2 separate regions of the Homo sapiens genome follow, and region 2 is linked to region 1. Evidence: chromatin loops called from intact Hi-C (ENCODE). Cell type or tissue: HepG2. All regions are shown on one strand. Links, peaks and the distances in the headings refer to the core of each region. The heading gives the core; the rest is flanking DNA.

What was found. A loop is a pair of places that touch in the nucleus more often than their neighbours do. Peaks named below come from ENCODE experiments on the same cell type or tissue, not always from the same donor. Only the 100,000 strongest peaks of a DNase experiment are listed, where the experiment ranks them.
Region 2: a loop joins it to region 1, with 19 times the contacts of the local background. A loop is called at or near these places in 2 of 110 quality-filtered maps.

What each region holds. Positions count from the first base shown.
Region 1 is chr5:119,573,393-119,583,587 of GRCh38, reverse strand. LOC107986444 (a long non-coding RNA gene) reads right to left here and starts at 4,244. Exons shown (of 3, transcript XR_001742859.2): 1 at 3,504-4,244; 2 at 1,560-2,803. RefSeq lists an enhancer at 4,307-4,376. In HepG2, for the core only: no CTCF peak of the experiment used is centred there; a DNase peak (open chromatin) is centred at 4,467.
Region 2 is chr5:120,457,468-120,459,967 of GRCh38, reverse strand. No RefSeq gene overlaps it. Among named protein-coding and RNA genes, the nearest start is that of PRR16, 5.6 kb to the left of the region's middle. RefSeq lists an enhancer at 1,539-2,108. In HepG2, for the core only: a CTCF peak has its summit at 1,510 (motif pointing right); DNase peaks (open chromatin) are centred at 1,527 and 1,957; H3K4me3 peaks cover 671 bases.

The DNA.
Region 1 (10,195 bases), core at 3,183-5,682:
TTGAAATTGCTAGAAATCTGACTTCCAGATAGCTTTAGGAGGCATACTTTAATTGCTCTGATCTTCATATTTTTTCTTTATAAAATGAGGAGGTTGGATTATGTACCACTGAAAGTATTTATAACAGGGAATTTAATGCACAGAATGAGTTACACAGGTTACAGAAAAGCTGAGAGCCAAATGGGATGATGCAGTAACTCAGACATTACCTACAAAAGGAAGCCACTACAACCACTAGGCTGGAGAACAAAGAGGGAAGGTGGTATTGCTGGAGTTCAGGAGATTCAATCATCCAACAAAGGCTTGACCCATGCTGGGCCTGTACAATGGGAGTTGGAGCCACGGGATTAATGTGCCTGCTGCCAGAGAATCAGCCCAAGGCAGAAAGGAAGAAGGAGAAATACCCTGGCTTCTCCCTTCTGCTGTATCCCAGCCTCCCTCCAATCTCTAACCAGTGCCTCCTACTGGCTACACTAAGTGAGAATCCAGCTAACACAGGAATTTGATAAACAACAGCCTTCATGGCTCAGCCCCTTTGTGAAAAAACACAGCAGGGAAAAAACAAGAAAAGTATCTGAGGACAAGCAGGTCCTAGACAACCATAGTCTAGATCAGAGGCACTGACAATTTTGTAAGTAGCAGGTCTTATGAAAATAAAAACACAAGTAGGAGGGCTGCTTGAACTGATGATAGTCATAGTTAGAGAAGATCGGTGATTGGCATATAAATATGGAATTTTACTCAAATATAAGACAAATGCATACCAAAGCTTATTCATATTCACAATCTATTCATCAAATGGGTCTGGTATAATTTTAGCTGAATTAAATAGTTCAAAATTATGTAATTAACAAAACTCATTTCCATCCCATCTGTAACATGAATCCTGGCAGCAGCCAGCTATACAACAGGAGCTAGTTTATATGCACGCTCTTGTTTGGTCATTTTTTAATTGAACCAAAATTTTCAGGCAGCCAGGACCCAAAGATCAGGTGGCTGTGCTGGTCTGAGAGCCTCTTACTGGCCAAGACACCAAGATTCCTTCTAGTTGCAATGGTCTCCATTCCTCCAGGCTAAGTAATGGTGCCTGGACCATACACTGAGGGAAGGCTTCCAGGAGATTGAAGGGAGGTGGTCACACCTGGTCATGTCAACATTGTCAACCTCCACCAGGCCACAGAGCACTGACTCTTGGTTGGGAAATTCTTTAAGCCTGGTTCCTACAATCATGCAAACAATTCAAAAGGGTCCCGGAAGAGTTAGAAGAACTTCCTGGAGCAGTGAGCACTTACCTATCCCTAGCCCTTTTGGGGGTCAGACTTCTAAAGTGAAATCTTTGGGTGTCAAGAAGAGCTAAGCCAAAACTAAAATTCCTCACCGATTCTGTTCATTGTTGTTTTTTTTTTTATCGAGAAGCCTGCTTGACACTACACATCAGCCAACGTTCTGAAAGCATGCAGTTGAGGCATGGTACTTCTTTTTGTTTTATATATGCATCATTTTTTATGTTCCCAAAAAAGCATATGAATTAAAAATTATCTGCATAAACATGAACTTACGATTTTTTCTATATGTCCAAGGAGAGCATATAATTTTATGAATAAATGAATGCCCCATCCCCATCCTTCAGGTTCTACCCCAAAAAAGCTCCTCCTCTTCATCCAGAATTCCAGCCTTGAGATGACACAGCAACTGTGGCTCCAGGAGGGCAATAAACACCTATTAGTGAGATCACAGGCAAACAAATTTTCTTTGTGCCTTAAAAAATATACCCTCATGCATCCCAGTGCGCTGAACACAAGAATTTAGAAACAGTATTTAGGAGTAAATACTGTTTGGCCAATTATCAGGTTAAGGAGAGAAATCTATGAATCTGGGAAAATTAATTTGAGAAACAGTTGTTTTTGTTTTTGTTTTTTAAGGAAGGCATTTATTTAAGGCAACATAAGAGTCTGTTTACATTTAACATTTTAATAGTTGGAAGGTTAAGATTTTGAATCAAGTATTATTGCTATTCAACCAGAAGCAATGGATTCTGTTTTAGTGAACTTTACCCTTTCACAGGTATTTAAGGAGCCTGTTACAATGTCAAGCAATGAACATTTTCCTGAAAGGAAGCAAAAGACATAAGAATTAACTCTAAAAAATGGCACTGTGTCACAGGAGAGCAGCCTGCCCATCTACCCTCGGGGGAGTTAAAAAGGCAGAAAGAGCAGATAGTGAGTCTGAAAGGACAAAGAGGCACCTCAGGACTCAAATTTCATGAAAAGTTCGCTCTGCAGAAAAACAAGAAGCCAATGCTGATGAGAGGACTTCAAGTTGGAGTTCTGCAGCTGATTTCTCTCTGTTCTTTTTTCCCTGTTCTTTGTTCCCTTTTCCTCCCAACTTCATTCTCTTCCCTGCAGGATGCAGATAATTAACAAGTGCCTATAGATGGAAGGTCTTGTAATCATCCCTTAATGGCTTTTCCAATTGTCAAAGTTAACAAGAATCTGGAGTTTTCTAAACCAGTTCAACATACAGAACAGAAAAAAAAAAACAAAACCCACCTTATTCTTAAGACTACTGAGGATGACCTTTTCACAGTTAAATGTGTTGTCTTCAATCTTGTGCTGCTATTTAAATAGCTTCTTCTACAGAAAATTGTCCCTTTGGAGAAAGTGCTGCGATTTCCCGTTTGAGGGGTTAACAAAGCACTTTAAGGCAATTGATCTCAAAGTGAGAACAATATTTCAGCAGCCAAAAGTAAAAGTACACACTACCTTTGACAAAGACAGCTCCGGTGTGGACACAGGGGAGAAAGCTTGGTTTGAAGAAAACACAAGGAGGAAAGGTCAGCATAAAAAGGCACTAAGCACCCATCTTTCTACCAGATAGGAAGTTAAAATACATAATCTCATAAGGCAAAAGGAAAAACTTTAGGTTGTCAGACCCAACTTTCCCAACCTAGGCGTCAACGGTACTTTTTACAACAGATGTTCTCAGCAATGGGGCCATATTGTATTCACCTGGGAGCTTTAAAAAAGAAATCTGATGTCTGGTTCCATGCCAGATCAATGAAATAAAAATATTTTAGGCTAAGGGGCAAGCCTTGGGAAGTTTTTTAAAAACTAGCAATATAGGTGAGGGAGGGATAAGATCCACTGGACTCCAATGCCTGCCTTGATCCAGCAGCTACATCATGGGCACTTCTGGTGACAAGGAATTGACTACCCTCCTAAAAATTAATTCCTTTTAAAGACCATTCTAAAATCATTCTCATTACTAAAGGTTTTCCTTATGTTGTGGCTAAACCTGCTTTTCTGTAACTTTCGCCAATTTTTTCCTAGCTCGGCCCAAGAAATCTACATGATACATTTATCAAATTTGGAAATGATACAAACCTGGAGGAAATTTTTTGATAACACAATGAACAGTCTGAGGGCAAATCTGAGGTCAAATTTAATAAAAATCTAACAGATATCTACATCCTATATTTTACTCAGGGCTAAGAAACAACTCACCAAGAGAGGATAGGAGAGAAAGGGCTTTAGCAGCAGAGTTACACGATAGATTTCCAGGGTAGGGATGGAGGCTGGGTGGGTGGCGACGTGGCTGCTGAAACCACCCATGTCTTCCCAGCCTGCATTCACAGATGTGCCATCTCCAGAAGAGGGACGCATCAGAAACATACTTTCAGTAGGGTACTAAGGTGACCATACTTCAAAAGAGAAAGAAAAAAACAGGGGAGAATGAACACAATGGTGAAGGGTTTTGAAAGATTTCAAATAAAGAACTACTAGGTGAAAGGCAGATGAAAAAGAAAATATTAAAATGAGGAAGAGGAAACCAGTATTTGAGTATATACTCAGTGACAGATGTCTTTATACATTAATTCAGGTAATCATCAGAACAGCCTCTGGGGTTACCTAATTATCTAACAAGGAGATGTTTAAATGGCCTAAAGAGATAAAACTAGGAAGAGGTGGGTGGGCCTGAAGCTTGAAAGAGACATATACAGCTTCATCTCTTTTCTTCTTTTGTTTTTGTGTCTCCATTGGAGAAGGGTAAGGCAATTATACTCCTCAATTAGTGGGACTCAGTTCTTTGGTTCATGCAGAACCCCTTTCTTATTTATTCATTACTTACTTTGTTTTTTCACATGCATATTTGTTAAATCTCTATGCCCCACTAGCATATTCTTTCCTCTTCATAGGTAACAATGTATATTATTTGTATTAGTCTGTGTTGCTATAGAGGAATACATGAGGCTGGATAATTTATTTTTTAAAAAGAAGTTTATTTGGCTCACAGTTCTGCAGGCTACACAAGAAGCAGATGCAAGCTTCTGCTTCTGGTGAGGGCTTCAGGCTGCTTCCACTAGTGGTGGAAAAGGAGAGTTGGTGCATGCAGAAATCACGTGGTGAACAAGGAGAGGTGCCATGCTCTTTTTAACTACCAGCTCTCAGGAGAACAGTGAGAACTCACTCACTCTGCCCCCTGGAGGTCATTAATCTATTTATAAAGCATCTGCCCTCATAACCCAGACACCTCCCACTAGGCCCCACCTCCAACACTGGATAACAAATTTCAACATGAGATTTAGAGGGGTCGAACAAACCAAACCCTAGCATTCTTTTATTTGCATACTTTCTTGTAGAAATTTTGTACGTAGTATGTAAATTTTCTTTTCATATACTTTGCCGTTTTCCACTAGGATTTCTACCTTTTTCTTGTTATTTTAGTTATCTGTGTGTTCTAGGTATTAGTCCTTTGTTGGCATTAGAAACTTTACTTACAGACTACTGACATTCTAATCTTTGTAATAACATTGCCCAGATATAATCAAAATCAACTTTTCTTTCTTATGGATTTTACATTTGAATTATTATTTACTAAATCTTTCCCCATCTTAAAGTCACAAAGATATTATCCTACATTTTTCTTTAATTAACTGTATGGTTTTAAGTTTTACATTTAGATCTTTAATTCATCTAGAATCCACTTTTATAATGTGGTGTTATGATAAGATCAATCTTTTTTACTCCATTTAATGAGCCTGTTTTTCTATTAGCATTTACTACAAAATCCTTCCTCTCACTGTTGACTTATGGTACCACCTTCCTATTATATAAATTTCCAATCAATATGAATTCATTGTTGAGCTCTCTATTCAGTTTCAGTGACCTATTTGACTGTCCTTGCACCAATATCACACTGTTTTTATTGTGTACCATGGCTGCTTTGTAGTATGTCTTAATACCTTCAAGGGAAAGTTACCCCATATACTCTTCTTTTTTCAAAACTGGCTTACTACGAAAAAACTCTAGAGATCTGCTGTACAACATTGTGCTTAGGTTAGCAACATTGTACTGGACACTTACAATTTTGATAAGAAGGTAGATCTCTTGTTCACCACAATAGAAAAAAAGATTGGTTTGCTATTTTTTGACTTTCATTATTCTGTAAAATTTTATAATAAATGCCATCATCAAAAATGTCCAACTGGAATTTTTATTGGGGTTAAACTAAAGATTATAGAAGAATAACCCTTATTGCATAAGTCATCTTATCCAAGAGCATGAAATGTCTATTTATTCAGATTATCTACTATGTCCTTTATTTATATTTTAAACTTTTCTTCACAGAGAGCATGTATATTCTTGGATAAATTAATTCCTAGATTAAATCTGTCTTGGAGGACTTCCCATACATGGGCTGATATAGAAATGACATCAGTATAACAGCCTCTGGTTTGTGTGGATATTTTTCCCAGCACATTAATATCATGTGCTACCCAGCAACAGCCACTGTACGTGAAAAAGCTAGCCCAGCTGCCCTTTGACCCCTCCAGTCAAGACCCCTTACTGTCTTGGTCGTCCTCCATCTGCTTCAAGTACCTGTTGTGTAGCAGCCAGCACCTTCTTGGCACTTGGTGGGTAACCTATGCCCTCAAATTCTGAAGTCCCTGTTTCTTCCCAGCCAGTTGATGTTCGCCTTCCCATAGTAGCTCAATCTGTTCATGTTCTCAGGGAACACCCCCAGGGAAGTAGATTTCAACTCAGTCAAAGAAGGACTTTCTGACCCAGCTATCTTGGGAGGGAGCAGCTCCCAAGTAGTAGTGACCTCACCCCAGGGAAGAGGACATTCACTCAGCCTGGTCAGAGAGAAGCAACACCTGCAGTGGCCCAGAAACCGACATGGTGATCTCTGCAGTCACTTCCAACTCAGACATTTGGTACATAATCAGGCTCCAGGTGTCTCTTTTCATCTCCAAGCCTCACATGCAAAGATGCACTCTTCTTCTATGTGCCTCAGTTTCTTCTAATCAGGAGGTTCCAGTTTGATATTCAGTCCCCACCCACCACACTCAACCACACTCAGATACCTGTATCCAGCATTCCCTGGATTTTGCTGTCCCAGTGCTGCCAAAGACGTGCCTTTGCTACAGATTTCTTCAATAAATCCCTATTTTTAGTCCATGATCTTGAGGCTATTCTTGATCCCTCTATACTTCATCTATAAAATGGAGATATTATCCCTAAAGCATTGCCTTGAAGATCGTATAATATATAGAAACACTTGGCTTATTGTTGAAATATTAGACCCTCTTCCCTTCAATTTTTATCCCACTTCCTGCCTTCCAATGTCTAAATCTTTTATATTCTCATTGCTTAACTATAATGAAGGTTTTGATCCCGTACTCTAAAGCACAAATATTTTGGCCTGCTATGGGAAAAGGTAAAGGTATCTTTACCTAGTTGGATAACTATATATGTGTGTGTGCATGTGTGTGTGTCTGTGTGTGTGTATAACTATATATGTATGTGTGCATATATATATAACTATATATGTATGTGTGTGTGTATTATATATATAGAGAGAGGGATATGGATATGGATAGATAGATATAGATATAACTATACATGGCAAATATATATGTGTGTGTTTATGTTCTACAAGGTTAAAAACCAGCTCTCAGTTAAGAGCTAGCCTTGTTTTTTGACTACATTTCTAATTATGGTTTGTTGCTTGTCATTTATTTCCTATTGGTGTTGCTGAATGGACTTTTACCCTGAAGCTTCATTTGTTAAAAAGAACATTAACATAAAAGAATCTTTACTAGAGCTCCAAGGAAGAAACATTACTCCATTTTTTTTCTAGACATCTAGTAGCAGAAAGCATGTATTTTATTTAAAAAGATTCAAAAGACTATTGTTTATAAAAATGACATGAAAATCTGATTTATGTTTCATTTCTAAAGCACATGATGAGAAGAGTAAGTCACAAAGTGGACATATGAAGAATTGAGGAAGCCTTTCTTAGTCCATGTCTGATATTATATCCAGCCTTCTAAAAAACAATTTGTGTGTTCACTATTTCAGAGCAGTCATGATAGGGAATCAATTCAGCCTAAAAGGATGCTCCAGAAGGAATAATTATTTCAGCATTTAATATACATAGAAAGAAAAAAGTCATTTTAGAAAATTAAGTGCCCCATATCCCAAAGGCAAAGCATCTACAAAGTGATATTTTTAGTTTTAGATATGGTTTCTCCTTTATACAAAAAGGCTCTCATTTTCAAAAGCTTAGAGTTTGGCTTGAAGTCAGGTTTTCTTGTTTATTTGCCTTTACTTTTGTATCCTTTTTATTCTGATGTTAACCTGTAGTCAAATAGCTTACTATTGTTCACATGAATTTTTCCTTGGAGAAAGGGAGAGAACATTCTTACCCATTACCCACATCACAGCCACTTAATAAGGGCTGGTTTCACTGATGAAGAAAAACATTCATAAAAGTCCATATTCCAGTTGGAATTCCTTACATTACCATATGAATCAACCTGAATGTGAAGAACAACATTACGTGTATAATGATATGCAAGAGGGGTTTCATATTTAATCCTTATGCCATCAGATTCCCAACCATGGACCTGTAATATAACTGATTCAAGGGTGAAGGACTAAAAACCCCATTACTCTTTTCTACCATTAATGTTGTCTATGAGCTGGTACGGAGATAAAAATGTGATTTCTACTAATGGAAACTGCCTCTACTGAAATTCAACAATTTGATGGTAATCAACCATCTGTATTTAATTTTATATGCTTCATTTTGATACAAAATTTTATTTACTCTCATCGAATAAATTCCCTTTTCATGTTATCAACTTGATTACCATTAGTCAGGTCTGTGTCTTGGTGTTTCCCAGAATCACTCTTTTCCCCTTTCTTTCTTAAGCCAGTACTTTCTTTCTTAGGTTCAGAAGTATATTATTATTATTATTATTATTATTATTATTATTGTAAAATTTCTGACTCAGATGAAAGCCTAATGAGGAAAAATATAATCATGCTTTCTAAAGGCAGATAAAACTGCTCACCAGGTCATGATTCCTCTGTAGCACAAGCTTTTTAAGAGTTCAACACTAATTAGCAATTCAGTAAGTCCCTGCACATCTTAAAACATCTCCAAAATCATAGGGAGGTGAAGTGTCTGATATTAGCTTTCACCACTGCAAATACTTTAATAGCTTGTGAACAATTCAGAGAGGCTACAACGTGTCCTCAATGAGCTCATGCCTGAAATGGGGACTGCAGAATGACAGGAGTAAGGATAAGGCTAAGACTGAGAGAAGATAAGGCTGAGACTCATGTCCCCTTTATAGCCAACTTGATTTATCCCTTCTCATTTCAAGCCACTTACAAGTACACTTAAAATATAACTTAGGCTCTGTTACAGTCCTTGGCACAAAGGACATTTTGTATGAGGCACTGTTATTTTGGTCATGAAGCAAAATTATGTATTGATTACCTTGTGTCTAATCCTGTATGTAAGATAGCTCAGGTAGTAGTCATGGGTAATCTTTATTTAAAAAAAAAATCCTTTCTGGAACTAAAAGTAGATCTGCCATTCAACCCAGCAATCCCACTACTGGGGGTATCTACCCAAAGGAAAAGAAGTCATTATATTAAAAAGACACATGTACACTCATGTTTATAGCAGCACAATTTGCAATGGCAAAGATGTGAAAACAACTTAAGTGCCCAGCAGCCAAGGTATGGATAAAGAAAATGTGGTATATAACACCATAGAATACTATTCAGCCATGAAAAGGAATGAATTAATGGCTTTTGCAGCAACTTGGATGGAGTTGGAGGCCATTATTCTAAGTGAAGTAACACAGGAATGGAAAACCAAGTACCTTATGTTCTCACTTCTAAGTGGGAGCTAAGCTATAAGGAAGCAAAGACATACAGAGTAATATAATGGACTTTGGGGACTCAGCATGGGGATGTTGGGAGGGTGCTGAGGGATAAAAGACTACGTATTGGGTACAGCATACATTGCTTGGGTGCTGGGTGCACTAAAATCTCAGAATTCACCACTATAGAACTCATCCATGTAACCAAAAACCACTTGTATCCCCAAAGATATAGAAATTTTAAAAATTCTTTCTGAATTATCTTCTCACAACAAACACAGCTTAAGACAGTATCAAAGCACATTAACAATTAGAGTTAATTTATAGCAAAGAGCAAGGATTTAAAAACACAAGCACCCATATTAGGAATCATAGCTCAGCTGTTTTACGTATGCAACCCCAGTCTCTATATAACACAACCAGAGATAAAAACTCAATTGTTACAATATCCAAATGAGGTGACCATCCTAGCACCTAAGTACAAAGAGAACATGTGCCAGCCTTCCTAATTTACACTTGCCTTCTCCGAAGCTCTGAGACCCCCTCCCCAGTCGCATTTGGAGAAAGGAAAACTTCATACTCCAAAGCCATTACATTTATTTCCATAGGCCAAATACAGCAAGGATCCTCTGTGCTTCAAAAGCACACCTCGGGCTTCCCCTCAGGTCTTCCTTGCCTTAGGCAAAAAGGGCCAGAGAAGTGAGAACCGTCTTTGTGAGTCCACAGAGGAGAGTCAGAGCAGCCTCTTCTGCTTTCTAGAAGAAAATCCATGCACCATCCCCACCACCTTCTTTCCCTATCATTAGGAGAAGCTCTGATATCGCCACTAAATACTTGAGGACTGATTAGCCTTCGGGGCAAAGGAATTCCAGTGCTTCGTTTCAACCACTGTTTGCTTTTATATATTTCATCAATGACTGCTGATTAAAATGTATTCTCTCCTTACAGGCATTTTGCCCATCAGCAAGTAGATGAAGGGAAAATGTGTAGGGAGCGCTTAACGATTTTCTG
Region 2 (2,500 bases), core at 1-2,500, 880 kb before region 1:
CCTGCCCTCATTCTTAACTATAGTGAGTTCATTTTATTTGACCTCTCCTATGGTCTGACTATCCCTCCAAAATTAATTTGAAATCCTATCTCCCAAGATAATGGTATTAGAAGATGGGGCCTTTGGGATTTATTAACTCATGAGGACAAAGCCCACATGAAGAGAATTAGTGTCCTCATAAAGGAGGTGCCAGAGAGCTTCCTCCCCATTTCCATCATGTGAGGCTATAGTGAGACCTGTCTCTAAAAGGAGGCAGAACCTCACCAGACACGAAATCTGTTAGTGCTTTGACCTTGGGATTCACAGGCCCCAGAATTGTGAGATATGAATTTGTATTGTTTATAAGCCATCTAGTCTGTGGTACTTTATTATAGCAGCCCAAATGGACTAAGAGAACATCCAATGTATGTTAATTGGAAGACTTTTTAACCATGTGACAAAATCTGAACTTTTGCACAACTCAACAGAAAAAATCGTCTCATAGTTGAACCATAGAAAAGTGAGGATAAAAATATCCTCAGGTAGAATTGGAGGCAGAAATTCTAGAATCATTGGGACTATTTCTTTCTGACTCTATTTCCCACTCCTCTTTTGTGGATTGGCCTCTTGCCTGTATACCATTTTCTCCACAAAATTGAACCTTGATCACTAGTAAGTTCAGGCTCACATTTTCACAACTTTACAACTAGAAAAGGATGGTCATCACAGCAAGCTCCCAGGAGAAAATTTTTATAGATCTGGCTTAGATCATGGACACACACTACAGCCAATCACTGTGATTTGGATGGGGTTGTAGAGTACAAAGCTACTATTACATTTGTGCCATTCTTATAGAAAAGTCATGGGTGTGTATATTTATTACTATGATTTTCCAGCAGATGTCCGTGAAATGAGTTATTCTCTCAAAATATGTATATTATGATAATTTTCTGATAGTTGGAAATTATGTATTTTTAGAAAGTGATTCTATTTTCAAAATTAATGCAAAGAAAGACAACATATGAATTAGCAGTCATCCTTCATGGGTCAGTAACCGGTAGTGAAGAAGTATAATGATTCACTCAAATTGGATAAAATTGCCTACCCTGCGGCCTATTTCTTCCCCCTCAGAAGGTGACATACCTCTGAAAAAATAAAAACTATATATATATATATATATATATATATATCTCCACCATATAGTATTTATATTGGATTATTGTGGGCAGCAAGCCACCCAGGTGCCAAGGTAAGAGACCGAGGGCACAAGCTGTTCCAGTATCATAAAGAAAATATATAGAATAAGAATAGTTATACTAGAAATAGAATATAGATATGATTACATATGAATATTATTAATCATTAATTTGTAGCATTACTCTTTATTCCAATATTATAATAACCTCTGTTCTACAATTATAACCTAGGAAAAACCAGACCATACAGAGATAGGAGCTGAAGGGACACGGTGAGAAGTGACCAGAAGGCAAGAGTATGAGCCCTCTGTCACGCCCAGACAGGGCCACTAGAGGGCTCCTTGGTCTAGCGGTAACGCCAGTGCCTGGGAAGGTGCCAGTTGCCTAGAGGACCTTGGTCCAGCGGTAGCGCCAGTGCCTGGGAAGGCACCCCTTATTTAGCAGACGGGGGAAGGGAGTCTCCCTTTCCCCGGGGGAGTTAGATAAGACTCTGCTCCACCACCTCTTGTGGAAGGCCTGACATCAGTCAAGCCTGCCTGCAGCCATCTGGAGGCCTAAATGTCTCCCTGTGATGCTGTGCTTCAGCGGTCACACTCCTGTTTCACTTTCACGTTCCGCTCTATACACCTGGCTCCGCCTTCTAGATAGCAGTGGCAGAATTAGTGAAAGTGTTAAAGTCTTTGATCTTTCTGAGAAGAGTGTAGAAGAAATAATGACGTAAGCTGTCCTCTCCCCACCTCAGCTACCTAAAAGGGAAAGGCCCCCTGTCCGGTGGACACGTGACTCACGTGACCTTATCAATCGTTGGAGATGACTCACACTGCTTACCCTGCCCCTTTTGCCTTGTATACATAAATAGCAGTGCGGTCAGCCATTCGGGGCCACTACTGGTCTCCGCGCCTTGGTGGTAGTGGTCCCCTAGACCCAGCTGTCTTTTCTTCTATCTCTTTGTCTTGTGTCTTTATTTCTACGATCTCTTGTCTCCGCACATGAAGAGAAAAACCCACAGGCCCTGTAGGGCTAGACCCTACGGATTATATACTTTACTTTTATCTCACAGATGGACATTTTTTAGTTGTTTTTGCTTCCCCAAATTAGCATCTATCAAGTCCTAGATTTGGCATTCAGTTTACCCATGCCAAGAGCCACCAACCCCCTCATCCTTTCCAATCTCAGGCTCAGGTCCCATCTATAAATATCTCACCTCAAACATCCCAGTCCTCTGTTGAACTGCCTACCAAAAGAGCAAGCAATGCTCAAACGATTACTCCATTTCACTCAAGTTTTTAGGAATTACCACTTGTCCAGAAACCCTGAGGCCAGTG